Linked DNA regions of Mus musculus: region 1 is linked to region 2. A link is a contact called in ENCODE Hi-C or POLR2A ChIA-PET data. All regions are on one chromosome and are shown on one strand. The core of a region is the stretch at or near the end of the contact, and the rest is flanking DNA. Distances in the headings are between cores, read along the strand shown. Region 1 overlaps Nav2 (neuron navigator 2). Region 2 overlaps Nav2 (neuron navigator 2).

Evidence for each region. Hi-C counts contacts between places; a loop is a spot of excess contacts on that map. ChIA-PET counts read pairs that join two places held with the same protein, here RNA polymerase II (POLR2A).
Region 1: a map of left cerebral cortex shows a loop between it and region 2 (2.9-fold over the local background). The contact joins two enhancer-like sites. A Hi-C loop is called at or near these places in 1 of 37 maps with a recorded cell type or tissue (left cerebral cortex). POLR2A ChIA-PET finds 5 or more read pairs at or near these places in 1 of 5 experiments (embryonic stem cell).

What each region holds. Positions count from the first base shown.
Region 1 is chr7:49,561,366-49,564,937 of GRCm38, reverse strand. Nav2 (neuron navigator 2) reads right to left here. Exons shown (of 39, transcript NM_175272.3): 20 at 815-867. Gm32694 (a long non-coding RNA gene) reads right to left here. Exons shown (of 2, transcript XR_003946637.1): 2 at 1,247-3,572. Among named protein-coding and RNA genes, the nearest start is that of Gm32694, 3.6 kb to the right of the region's middle. Within about 2 kb of position 1,867, at least 1 of the 3 ENCODE cell types and tissues checked has a DNase peak (open chromatin) inside an H3K27ac peak, as active enhancers do.
Region 2 is chr7:49,256,094-49,259,604 of GRCm38, reverse strand. All of the region lies in intron 1 of Nav2 (neuron navigator 2), which reads right to left. Among named protein-coding and RNA genes, the nearest start is that of Nav2, 12 kb to the right of the region's middle. Within about 2 kb of position 1,329, at least 1 of the 3 ENCODE cell types and tissues checked has a DNase peak (open chromatin) inside an H3K27ac peak, as active enhancers do.

The DNA of each region.
Region 1 (3,572 bases), core at 618-3,117, 300 kb before region 2:
GTGACCATGGAGGCCCGAAGAGGACACTGACTTTCCCCAAATGATAACTACCTACAGGTGGTTGTGAGTAACCATGTGGGAATTGAACCCAGGTCCTCTGGAAGAGCAGCTAATGTTCTTAACTGCTGAGCCATCTCTCCAGCCCCTGAGATTTACTTTTATCATTTTAAACCATGGGTAGGTGTGCGTGTCTGTATGTGCTGGTGGACATCAGTGCGGGTGCTCTTCGAGTCCAGTGGCATTGGGATCCTCTGGAGCTGGAGTCACAGGGGGTTGAGAGCCAGCTGACATGGGCACTGGGAACCAAAGTTAGATTCCCTGGAAGAGCAGCAAGTGCTCTTAACTCCTGAGCCATCTGCCCAGGCCCTGAAATTGAGGATTTTGATTGCCTTCTTTTCTGGTATAATTCTGTAAAATGGGACAATCAAATCTACCCATCAGAAAGTCCAAAGACTAATAAATTAGGAAGAATGATATATGTTCTAGTTGAGGGATGAGGAGCCCCTTTCATATGAAGATGTGGATGTAAGGTGGGGCTACATATGTGTGTACTCATCTTTTACGTGGGGACTGGGGATCAGAACTTGGGTCTTCCTGCTTGTGCAGCAAGCCCTTCACCCACGGAGCCCTCTCCCCATTCTCAAGGGGGATGTGATAACAGTTGTTTGTAAATTTCCAATCGTTTTCTCCCACGAGCTGATCCTTTCATAATGGGAACACTCTCTGCAGACGGGATGCTTATAATTATGCTTGACACACTTGATAACAATATGTGAGTGACAAGCACGGCCACTCAGCGCTGATTTAGACTCACCGTGGAGTAGATGGAGGATGTGCTGGAAACCAAGGACAGGGAGGATCCATGAACTGTTGGAAGTAAATAAACAGGGGTCAAAGCCTACCCTGGCTGCCATGAAAGAGAAGAGAGGGGGCAGGAGGCAACCAGCATTTCAGGACACCACTGGCTCAGCCTGGCTGTCACTGTCATCTTGGCTCAATACTTGCTGGATTCGGTACAGGTCAAAGCCAACTATGAAATAATCCACTAAGGAAGTAATTTTTAAAAATAGTACCACATTTGTCTTAACTAGCAAAATAATGTAGAATTCTAGGGTCATATATTCATGTAACCAAATGTCCATAGCACCGAAGGTTCAAAGGCAGGGCAAGGTGATTGTGGACATGCTCACCACACACTTCAGTGCCAGCCTGTGCCTGCACCCACTCTTGTCCAATGCAATCTTCTGTGTTCTGACTGTAGGACAAAGCTGTCATATTTCCTACCCTGACACCCTGCTGCATGCTCATAGATAAATATTTCCAATATAAGAGTCTGTGGTCACAATAAACTCCCACAGCTTTGTAGCAGGGTATTAGTGAAAGCCAAGTTTCAGCTGAAGATAGAGTCTTATATTTGTACAATGCCTGCAAGTGATGAGCAAGGGTGTTCTCTTTCTTTCTCTGTAACCATAGCGTCTGACGCAGACCCATACTTGAGGACTCTTAGCAGCCCCTCCCATTTCCAGCTAGAGGAGCTTTTTCATTATCTGCTCTCACTTTGAAGCACGTGCTTTTCCAGACCTGGGTATCCAAGCTGCTTCTCTTTCAAGGAACATCATTTTTATTTTTTTCAGCTACCTCCTGGCAACTTGTCTGGAAGACAGAACTGGCCCTGTGTGAAGACATGGCAGGGGTTTTAAGTGGGCACAGCTTTTCTGATCACAGGTGGAAAAGTCTTATGTCCCTACAAGCCACCAGGGTAGGAGCATACCGATGACCGAGGAAGGCGGGACGGGGGAATCTCTCCACCCGCTGCTGAGTTCATCTGCCAGTCCAGCGGTACGCTCAGCTTCACTTAGCATCTAGGAGAAGCTCCTGACCAGCAAGCTGTTGAACAAACAGTTCTGTCTGGCACTTGGGAGCTTGCCCATGGCATTTCCACTAAACCTTCCTTGACCTCCCTTTGTGTGTTCCTCTCACACATGTCTATCCCGGACTTCTTCTTTCCCAGGCAAGCTCTAGATGGTGCTTGCCTGCCTCTGAGGCTCTGCCAGTGCAGCCCTTTGTCCAGGGTGCTTCTAAATCCTACCTGCTCGAATCCAGCACAGCCCTGAGCTCCTTCTCCTCTCACTAGAGGTACCCACCTCTGCCTCTGAGGCTGGGGCTGGGGCTGGGGCCCCACCAGAATTCACACCCACCCTTCCCAGGTAATGCCAGGTTCTAGAGCTATTCCCTGTTTTTCTACCGAGCATGACTAAGCTGACTCACACCCCATAAAAGACAGTTTAAGGTGTTAATAGCCAATAATGGCTTTTCTGTGCTAACATGTCCACAGGTTCAGAAGTCCCAAGGCATGACACAGCATGACACAGCATGACACAGCATGACACAGCATGACACAGCATGACACAGCCTGCAGTGGATGGAGCATGTCGGAGGCCTGTCGGTGAAAGAGACATGGGTATCGTGAAGCCACCTCCAGCCACACTTACAGGGCTGGCTCAGAGGCCTAAGCAGGGCAGCACACAGACTCTGGCTGCCGTTTTGTCTCTAAGTTTTTCCATCTCAGATCTATCGGGTTCCCGGCAGTCAGGACCAGCTTAGGGACTCAGGCAGAGGAGGCACATCTCTCAGGCTTCAGGTGGAAATGACTACTTTCTCTGTAATTAATGTCTCTCGCTTGGAAAGCAGCAATAGCAAAGCTGCAATACATAGAGACAACCACCTTGGCTATCCAAGCCCACACAAACCTGAGTATGGTTTGCCCGAACTGCTGTGACCGGCCCTTAAGATGAGAATCGAAGCCTGGAGAGAGGGGCATGGATCCTCCTGGACCATGAGAATCTCAGCTCCAAACCCACTAAAGCATGAAAGTGCTTCTTTCTCACTATACCTCCAGAATTCTAAAGCTAGACAGACAGAGACCATCTAAATCTGAAATTCAAGTCACATGGCTTGCTTAAGGCTACACAACATTTCAGGTATTGCTGACCGGAAGTCTGGGCACAACTCTATTCTCCAGTGACTGGCTCTGCTGGGTTCTGTTCTTTACTTTAAAAATCCTTGGGCTGGTGAGATGGCTCAGTGGGTAAGAGCACCCGACTGCTCTTCCGAAGGTCCAGAGTTCAAATCCCAGCAACCACATGGTGGCTCACAACCATCCGTAACGAGATCTGATTCCCTCTTCTGGAGTGTCTGAAGACAGCTACAATGTACTTACATATAATAAATAAATAAATAAATCTTAAAAAATCCTTTTAGTGGGCTGGTGAGATAGCTTAGTAGGTAAGGATGTTTGCTACCAAGCCTGACTGAGTTCTCTCCCCAAGACCCATATGGTGGAAGAAGAGAACCAATTCTTAAAAGTTGTCCTCTGACCTCCACGTGTATAGCGTAACACACACATATGTATGTATTTGTGCATACACAACAGACAAACGTAATTTTAAAGTTAATAATTTAAAAAGAACTCTTGGTGTGTTTTGAAGTGCTTTTCTAATCCTTTATGTAATGTTCCGATAGGCAAAAGATCCAGGACTGTGAGGCACCATACGTGGGTGCTAAATATTGGG
Region 2 (3,511 bases), core at 80-2,579:
CTATGCCTGCTCCTTTCTTCAGCTACAGTGTGATTCTCAGGCTCTGGCTATGGCGGGCCAATGCACAGGAATAAGCAACATGAAAGGCATGGTGACCGATTCTGGAGAGCTCTCTTCTGAGACTTTTCTCCTTGCCTTGTCCCTTCCTCCCATCTCCAATTCTCCAATCCCATCACAAGGGCGGGGGATTCAGGGTAGGTGAGTCTGAGCTTCCCGAGTGGCTAACAGTGTTAACAGCAGAAGGCACTGTTCTCTAGGACATCTGGCAGAGTAGAAATATGAGCACTGTTTTGCTTATATATGTGGGTCAGGGTGGGTGAGAGAGACAGACACACCAAGAGTGTGTTTAACATGGCATGGGAAACCTGTCCTAGCTCTTGAGAAAAAAACCAAGCAAGGTGAGGAATGGTCTGGGGAAGGGGGACGGATGCTGCCGTTTTATATACCGAAAAGAGCGAGCACTCTGACCAGTGATGCCCGAGCAGAGCAGATAATGGAGGTGAAGGAAGGAATGAGCACTGTTGATATGGGGGAAGGGTCTAAGCATAAAGAACAGCAAGCGTAGAGACCATGAGGCCCAGTTTCTTTGTAAAAGAGAAGAACAAGAAAGTAGGGTCATGTGATTCAGCTTGAAGCCTTCAGAGTCTGCAGGGAAGGGACAGGGGAAAGGACAGGAGACAAACTTTCTTCCTACGGTTACAGCTCCACACGTTTATTTTTGAAGATCTTACTTTATAATTTTAGTTATGCAAATGTGTGTTTGTGCTCACACCTGTGAGTGCCATCCCCAAGAAGGCCAGAAGGCGGCACCACATCCCCCACAGCTTGAGTTATAGGTAGTCAGGAACCTTCTGAGGTGGGTCCTGGGACCTGAACTCTGGTCCCTGAGAGAGCAGTGAGTTCTCTTAACCACTGAGCCATCTTACTAGCCTTTTTTTTTTTTTTTAATTTAAAAAGTCTCCTATGTTTCTCTTTTCAACTGGGGGGAAAATTTACCAGTTGTTTTTTAAGAAACAAAAATAATCTTTTTCTGTTGAGGAAGAGATATTTTAAAACCACTGAATGGATCGTTCCTTCCCTGGCTTTTTATTGATACGTCTGCCCTCTTTCCAGTTCTAAAATAAGCCTCTTGTCTGCACTGTGTCGATCCAAAGGCAACACGCTACAGAGTGGACTGGGCCAGGCAGAGCCAGGCTGGGGTCACTGGGAAGTCGCTAGACTTGGAGAACATACCACTCTAGTTCTGCCAACAGGGCCTTACCCACCCGCTTGCTTCCTCACAACCCAGGTGACTGGAAGTCCTCAGAAACAGCAGTGGAATGTGGTGAGGGTTGGACCTTGCAAATGACAAATTTCTGAGTGAGTTCCAGTTCTCTGGAATGGAAAACCAGCAGCTTCCTGTTACAGAGTGTACCCACGGTTTGTGCCTGATCCATGGGTGTGGGCGAGCCCATATACTTCTAATCTGCATCTGTCTAAAAACAACAAAGCAGACATGTTTCTAGGCAGGTAAACAGTTTTAGGGACTAGAGTCAAGCTTATATTGATTTCTGGTCTGGCTAACCAGAAAGAGAAAAAGGAGTTCGAGCCATCATTAAACAGAGACCTGGAAGAGGAAGCCAAGGGGTCCATCCACCAAGCCCCTGAGGCTGCCGAGACATTTCTAGGTCAGCTCTTTCTGGGGGAAAGGCCCTGTGCTACCTTACAAGGCAAGCCTTAGCTTTGCTTTCCTGGAGGGCCGTAGCGGGCTCTGGCCCCTCTCTATGTTGGATCTTTCTCCCCACGGTTAACCAGACGAAGGCTCCGTCCTCGTGACACTCAGGTTGGCCAGGGACAAAGGCTCTTCAGGTGCTGGCTGGGCTTGCAGCCTGGCTTTCACTCGGGAGGTATGTGACCTTGGGCGCTCTGCTCACAGACTCCATGCCTCTCTTCACCTGTCAACAGGAGAGCATCACAGAAGCACCCGGCTCAGAGGCGTGGCTTCTGTGCAGGGAAATGAGAAAAGCCACAAAGACCTGGAACGGTGACCCAGCCCAAAGGGACTGTTCTGGAAAGAGCAGTGCCTTTAGCTACCCCCTGCCAGGCACTACGACAGACATGAACAGCTCTCCCCCTTTAGAGCCCTTGAAACACCATGTTTTCCCTGTGGAAAATGGCCTGCAGCTGACTACTTATTCAATGACCAGATGGCCCAGGCCCCACCAGTGCAAGACACATGAGATGCATGGTAAATAGAAGGGGAAGCAGGAGGGTACCCCAGCTCTCTCATGTCCAGCTTGGGCATGGGGACAATGTTAGCGGTAAGGAATAAAAGGCATGGAACAGAGTCCAAGCAGTCTAGTACCAGCTTTATGTGGGCTTGGTCAGAATGCCGGCTGAGCCTGAGCCACATAAACGAAATGTATGCAAAGGGACAGTCTTACCCACGTAGGGAGCTGGCCCTGGGATCTCAGCGGTTGGTGTCAGCCAATTGTCGTCTGCTTTTCTGATTCTGTGAGCCAAATGCAAAGGCTTCCTACTATGAAGAAATCAGTATCCCTTTGCAAGACTTGGTAGGAGAAATCCTACAGCACGGGCTGGTTCTGGTACGTTCACCACACTATCCAGACCTTCGGAGTGAGCAGATCTTATCTGTGGATCTGTTCTGGGAGGCAAGAGGCCCGGGTTCTAGTTTGCACTCTGGCCCTTGGAGCTGGCAACTCAGAGCAAGTCATGTGCCTCTTTGGATGTGACTGGAAAGAAATGGCCTCTAAGATCTCTCCTGCTTCAGGGCTCCATATTCCTATGCTCTCCAGGCAGAGATCAGGAAGAATAATGCAGCCATCCAGAGTCAGTCTGCCCCTTTCCAGTCTGGTTTGTCACCTAAATGCTGTCTTTGACTCTGGGTCTTGCCTTCCTTGGCCTATAGTTAGCTAGCCACCAAAGTCCATGCGAGGCAAGGCCCAAGTGCTCCAGGACATTGGCAGCCTATGAGTTTTGACGCAAACAAGCTAGTACTCCCTGGTCTGAAAGGAATCAGAGCAAATCTGCATGAAATGAGGACTGTGTGCAACAGCCAGCAGCACAGGGAGGGAGGGAGGGAGGACAGGAAGGAGGAAGACCTGCCAGCTGTGAGGCACATGGGCTCCACTGGCCCCCAGCACGGGGGTGACCCGCCGAATGACAGCCATGGCAGCGGGAAAGGAGATGGTACTCAGATTGTAGAAGAGGTGGGCAAGACCACACAGGACCCGCTTATCCTACAATCAGAGCTTCTGGTGACTATCTGGCTTCTGGCTGGGCCTGGCAGCACCTGGGAGGCCCTGTAAGAGATCATGCAGAACATGGAGGAAGGCCAGGGCTAGCAAAGTAAGCAAAGGCTCTGGGGAGAGGACAACCCAGCATGGGCCTCAGGCTTCCTCTAGCTACTGGCAAAAGAACTCTACAGCGAGCAGCACAGGTTTAAAATCAGACAAGGTTGACTTTTCATCCTCTTACTCCTGAGAGACCTGCAAAAGTCCCCAAGAACCTT